Linked DNA regions of Homo sapiens: region 2 is linked to region 1. Evidence: chromatin contacts called from ENCODE Hi-C or POLR2A ChIA-PET data. All regions are on one chromosome and are shown on one strand. Each heading gives the region's core, a stretch centred on a gene start or an enhancer-like site at or near the end of the contact. The rest is flanking DNA. Distances are from core to core; before and after follow the strand shown. Region 1 overlaps MAEA (macrophage erythroblast attacher, E3 ubiquitin ligase). Region 2 has its middle 68 kb from the start of FAM53A.

Region 1 (2,700 bases), core at 120-2,619:
GGCTGGTGGGGCTCCTGGGTGCCTGGCAGGTACTTATTTTTCTATTTTCCTGGTGAAGTGGGAAGAGAATGGAACAGACGTGAATTGCTGCAGCCAACACGCACTGACCTTGGGCACCTCTGTCGTCATGAGCTTCTATTTCCACCAAAGGGGTGGACCGGCCTGCGAACGTTTGGGCTGGAGGAGCCTTTGTCGGTGGTGGGGGCTGTGCAGTCTAGGATGTCTAGCAGCATCCCTGGTGTCTGCCTGCCAGATGCCAAGAGCATGCCCCCAAAATGTCTTCAGACATTGCTAGATGTGCCCTGGGGGCATGCACACACCCCTGAGAATTGCTGGGCTGGATCCTGCTTTAAGGGACTTGTTTCTTCCTCTTACCAAACGGAGGTGTGGCTCATGAGGACTCAGCCTTGCGTCCTGGCTGTGGCTGTGTCTTTTTGCTGTCAAATGCTGTGAACGCCGTCCGGTGTAGGGTGGTGGGTAATGCCTTGTGGGGGAGGGGAAAGATGAATAACTCACCATCTTTTTTTTTTTTTTTTTTCTTTTTTGAGACGGAGTCTCACTCTGTTGCCCAGGCTGGAGCGCGGTGGCACAATCTCAGCTCACTGCAACCTCTGCCTCCCAGATTCAAGCAATTCTCCTACCTCAGCCTCCCGAGTAGCTGAGATTACAGGCACCCGCCACCATGCCCAGCTAATTTTTTGTATTTTTTAGTAGAGACGTGGTTTCTCCATGTTGTCCAGCTGGTCTTGAACTCCTGACCTCAGGAATTCACCATCTTTCAATTCAACATGCATAGTTCACCATCTTGAATTGGAAGCCCTTGCTTTCATTATTTTGTAAAAGGTTTTTTTTTTTCTGATTATAAAAGTAATTTGATGAGTTGGGTGCGGTGGTGTGCGCCTGTAGTCCCAGCTAATTGGGAGGCTGAGGCGAGAGGATCACTTGAGCCAGGAGATCCAGGCTGTGGTGAACCGAGATTGCACCACTGCCCTCCAGCCTGGGTGACAGAGTGAGACCCTGTCTCAAATAATAAATAAATAAAAGTAATTTGTTTTTTCTTCAAGTTACCCTGCTGCACAGAGAGAACTTCATTAACATTTTGGTGTATTTACTCCTACTATTTCCCTTCAGATAGCCGAAGAAAAATAATAGTTTAGAGAATTTCACATGGGTGTCTGCACAGCCCAGGGCGGGAAGTGGTGTTCATCACCTGGAGACCCTGGTCTGGACCTGGCTCCTCTCTGTGAACCCCACCTGGGCCCACCTCTCCTCTCCTGGAGCCCCAGCAAGGGTTCCCAGCTCCAGTGAGTCCTCTCACACCCAAGGTGGTGATGCTGTCCTCTCCCCAGAGGACAGGCTGAGAAACACCGGGCTTGTGGTTGCATTCTCAGGTGTCTGAATTCTCTACAGGAAGATTTGCATGTTCTGCCTTTGGTTTGATGACAGTCTGGTTGCCCAGGCATGGCCCTGATGCCTCACAGCCTGGGTCTGTGCCTGTGGTAGGGAGTTCGGGTGCCAGCTGTGTGCTGAAGTTGTAACTGCTCCTGCGCCTTTTGTAGTTTTCTTCACTCCATCTTGGCTGGATTTGGGAGGATCATGTGTTCTCGAGTGTGAGAAACACAGGCAACCACGAAGCGTTTGACTTACTGACACACACATTGGGTTGGACCCTGGTGATGCCGTGTCTGAGGAGTCTTAGGCCGGGTCTCCACCTCTTCTGTGGCCGGCTTTTTCGATGTACTTTATCTGCAGTAACGTCACAGCCCTCCAGAATCCGCCCGGTCTCTAGAGCACAGTGGAAATTCCTTCTGCCCAGAAGAGCCATGGTCTGCCCTTTGTGGCTCCCAGCTCCACTCCCCTCGCCTCTCCCACCGTTTGCTGGTGGTTTGGCCCTGGGCTGGCTTCCGCGGCCTCCGCGCTGGCACAGGTCTTCCCTCCCAGGCCTGGGCCTTTCCAGCTGGTTGGGCAAGGCTGAGATAAGGATGTAGACTTGAATTCACTGCTAGCTGGGGGGTTGGTTTTGTTTTTGTTTTTTTAAGTATTATTTTTTTAACACATTTCAAGTCAAGAAAGTGCTTTTTAATGCCTGATTCACCGTAATGGCTGGGCTAGGTTGGAGGCAGTACTGACGTGAGGCCTGGAGCGGCCCTGGGACCTAAGCAAGGCACCGCCGCCGGGCTGCAGAGCAGGGCTGCAGGTGCACTTAGCTTCTCCCATACCCCCCTCCGCAGCAGTGGTCTGAGAGCCTCCATCGGCCAGGTACGGTCAGGCCCTGCACAGTCAGGCCCTGGGCTAGCATGATGGGGAGACAAGTGAGGCCCCTGTCTACGCTCCGGTGGGAGGGAGGCATCAGCACAAGCACACACAGACATCTCAGATCCTTTAAAGACGCTGATGAGGTTGAGGTGATGTTGGACAGTGGCAGGGGACGGGGGTGGGGCCGGGGGCAGGGGCAGGGGCAGGGGCGGGGGTGGGGATGAGCTTCCTCCAGTGAATGCGATATTGTGAGCTGGTTGGCGGAGCTAAGTTTTGGGGTGAGGCTCTGTGGACCGTGTTGAAGTCCTGGCCGGCTCTCACCCCAGTAGGCACACAGGCACACAGCACCATTGGGGTGATGTGGCTGGGGGTGTCCCAGAGCTGTGCAGGGAGGGTCTCACAGTGAGACTGGGTGCTGGGCAGTGACTCGGTCTGTGGGTACAG
Region 2 (2,700 bases), core at 140-2,639, 320 kb after region 1:
GCACACGCAAACCACAAAAAAGGACATTTACAGATGAGCAGAGACAGAAGGCAGGATGCGGCCACGCCCACCCCACCTGGGCACACAGAAGGCAGGACACGACCACGCCCACCTCACCTGGGGACACAAGGGAGGCAGGATGCAGCCACGCCCACCCCACCTGGGTACACACGGAAGACAGGATGCGGCTACGCCCACCCTACTTGGGCACACACACGGAAAACAGGATGCGGCCATGCCCATCCCGCCTGGGCACACATGGAAGACAGGATGTGGCCACGCCCACCCTACCTGGGCCCACACGGAAGACAGGATGCGGCCACACCCACCCCACCTGGGCGCACACTGAAGACAGGATGCGGCCACGCCCACCCCACCTGGGCACACACACGGAAGACAGGATGCGGCCACATCCACCCCACCTGGGCACACATGGAAGACAGGATGCGGCCACACCCACCCTACGTGGGCACACATGGAAGACAGGATGCAGCCACGCCCACCTCACCTGGGCACGCACGGAAGACAGGATGTGGCCACGCCCATCCCACCTGGGCACACATGGAAGACAGGATGCGGCCACGCCCACCTCACCTGGGCACGCACGGAAGACAGGATGTGGCCACGCCCATCCCACCTGGGCACACATGGAAGACAGGATGCAGCCACGCCCATCCCACCTGGGCGCACACAGGGGATGGCCCGAATTGTTTGCTGCTCCTCACATGTCCAAGAATGACCACAAAAGCACCACAAGTACTGATTTGGGGGTTGCCACTTTATCAAGGAGGCAAATGTGCAAATGCAGAATCCGAACAAGGGATTGGCTGCATCCACAGATGAAGGACCATGCACTTTTCTCCAAAGCCGCCATGCAGCAAAGACAGAGCAGCGACGTTAGGGCAGGGGCTGGGCAGGGATGGGCAAGGCTGTGGATGGCGATGTTTCAGAGACATCCGTTTGGCTGTTTCAACAGAGACCAACCTGCCACAGCTCAAGGGGCCTCCTGCCTGTCATCACCCCTGGGTGCTGGGCCAGCCACTGTGTGAGAGATTCTGGGATTCCAGGAAGGAAGGATGGGGGATGTTGGATGCAGTAAGCAGGTTCTGGTGCAGGAAATCAAGACACCGGCAAGACGAAGGGGTGGGCACAGCCAGGAGAGGAAGCATGTGAGACTGCGGAGCGACATGAGATGCAAAATCAAACACAAAATAAAACCACAAAATGAAACAAACCCAAAATAAAGCAAGTCACAGGACACATCAGCACTGCTGATGAAGACAGTGCCAGGAGCCCAGGAGCGGCTCACTCAGCCAGGCACGCAGGTCCCCACGGCCAAGGTTGGAAGCGGGGAGGTCCCACCCCTCCCTACTGAGCCCAAGGGCCATCAAGAGGGGCCAAGCAAGTTGGCGCCCAGCAGGCTGGATGACACGGGAGCCGAGCCATGATTGCGCCACTGCACTCCAGCCCGGGTGTCACAGTGAGACTCCATCTCACTGCACTCCAGCCTGGGTGTCACAGCGAGACTCCGTCTCACGTCTCAAAACAACAACAACAACAAAACTAAAACTGTGACTATTCTAGGAAAACACATGTTTAAAAGGCAAAATAGTTTATTTGAGCAAATACATTCTTGAATTGAGCAGCTGCAAACCAGAAGTGGTTGAGGGAATGCAGGGTGAAGGCTTTGATAAGAAGGATGCAGAAGTAAACCAAAGAAAAGCTTGGATTGGTGACAGTCACACTGTTGCCTGCTTCGGTCTGTCCCGCGGAGAAGCCTTAGTTATGTAAGTTTCTTGGCTGCTTTGGCTGGCTGAGCTTCAGCTCTGTTTTTCTTTAATATAGGCTCAAATTAAGTTTCACTTATGGGCTGGGCACCGTGGCTCATGCCTGCAATCCCGGCACTCTGGGAGGCCGAAGCAGGTGGATCACTTGAAATCAGGAGTTCAAGACCAGCTGGGCCAACAGGGTGAAACACCATCTCCACAAAAAATACAAAAATTAGCCAGGCACGGTGGTACGTGTCTGTTGTCCCAACTACTAAGGAGGCTGAGGCAGGAGAATCACTTGAACCCAGAGGGCGGAGGTTGCAGTGAGCTGAGATAGCACCACTGCACTCCAGGCAACAGAGGGAGACTCCATCTTGAAATTTTAAAAAAAAGTTTCATTTATATTTACAAATCAAGCAAGGTTGACAACACTCATGAGGCCTGCATGTTTTGTCTGCTCAGTCTCCATTTTAACTTAACTTTAGCAAACAGGAGAGTATCTTCATGACTTTGGGATCATGTGTTGAGTTATTTATCTGTTGAGCTATTTATGGTGTTTCTGAGTACATCTCTTCATCCACTTTTTTAGTTGCTGTTCTAGGTTATTACTTATACGTGGCTCATGACAGTTTGCCGGTGTTGACATTTTACCAGCTTCAGGGAAGTGCTGAAGCCTTCCCTCCCTGGTGTCCATTTAGTTCCCCACCTATAACATATCATAAACATTTCCTTTACATTTATCAAGAATCACATCAGTCGGTATTCTAATTTTTTTCTTCAACCATCACACATAATTTAGGAAACTCAAGAGGAGAAGGAAACCTATTATGTTCACTCATAATTCTGCCTACTGCGCTCTTTCTTCCTTCCTGATGTTCCAAGGTTTCTTCTTTCACTGTTTCCATTTCTGTTCCGAGACCTGCCTTAGCCA

Evidence for each region. Hi-C counts contacts between places; a loop is a spot of excess contacts on that map. ChIA-PET counts read pairs that join two places held with the same protein, here RNA polymerase II (POLR2A). Pooled maps may share reads with other maps.
Region 2: POLR2A ChIA-PET joins it to region 1 with 13 read pairs in activated naive CD4-positive, alpha-beta T cell. The contact joins two enhancer-like sites. A Hi-C loop is called at or near these places in 4 of 50 pooled maps. POLR2A ChIA-PET finds 5 or more read pairs at or near these places in 2 of 52 experiments (activated naive CD4-positive, alpha-beta T cell and naive thymus-derived CD8-positive, alpha-beta T cell).

The regions. Positions count from the first base shown.
Region 1 is chr4:1,292,367-1,295,066 of GRCh38, forward strand. All of the region lies in intron 1 of MAEA (macrophage erythroblast attacher, E3 ubiquitin ligase), which reads left to right. Among named protein-coding and RNA genes, the nearest start is that of MAEA, 3.8 kb to the left of the region's middle. RefSeq lists an enhancer at 2,452-2,700. Within about 2 kb of position 1,370, at least 5 of the 41 ENCODE cell types and tissues checked have a DNase peak (open chromatin) inside an H3K27ac peak, as active enhancers do.
Region 2 is chr4:1,614,987-1,617,686 of GRCh38, forward strand. It overlaps a transcript of FAM53A not described here. Among named protein-coding and RNA genes, the nearest start is that of FAM53A, 68 kb to the right of the region's middle. RefSeq lists an enhancer at 1-371. Within about 2 kb of position 1,390, at least 6 of the 41 ENCODE cell types and tissues checked have a DNase peak (open chromatin) inside an H3K27ac peak, as active enhancers do.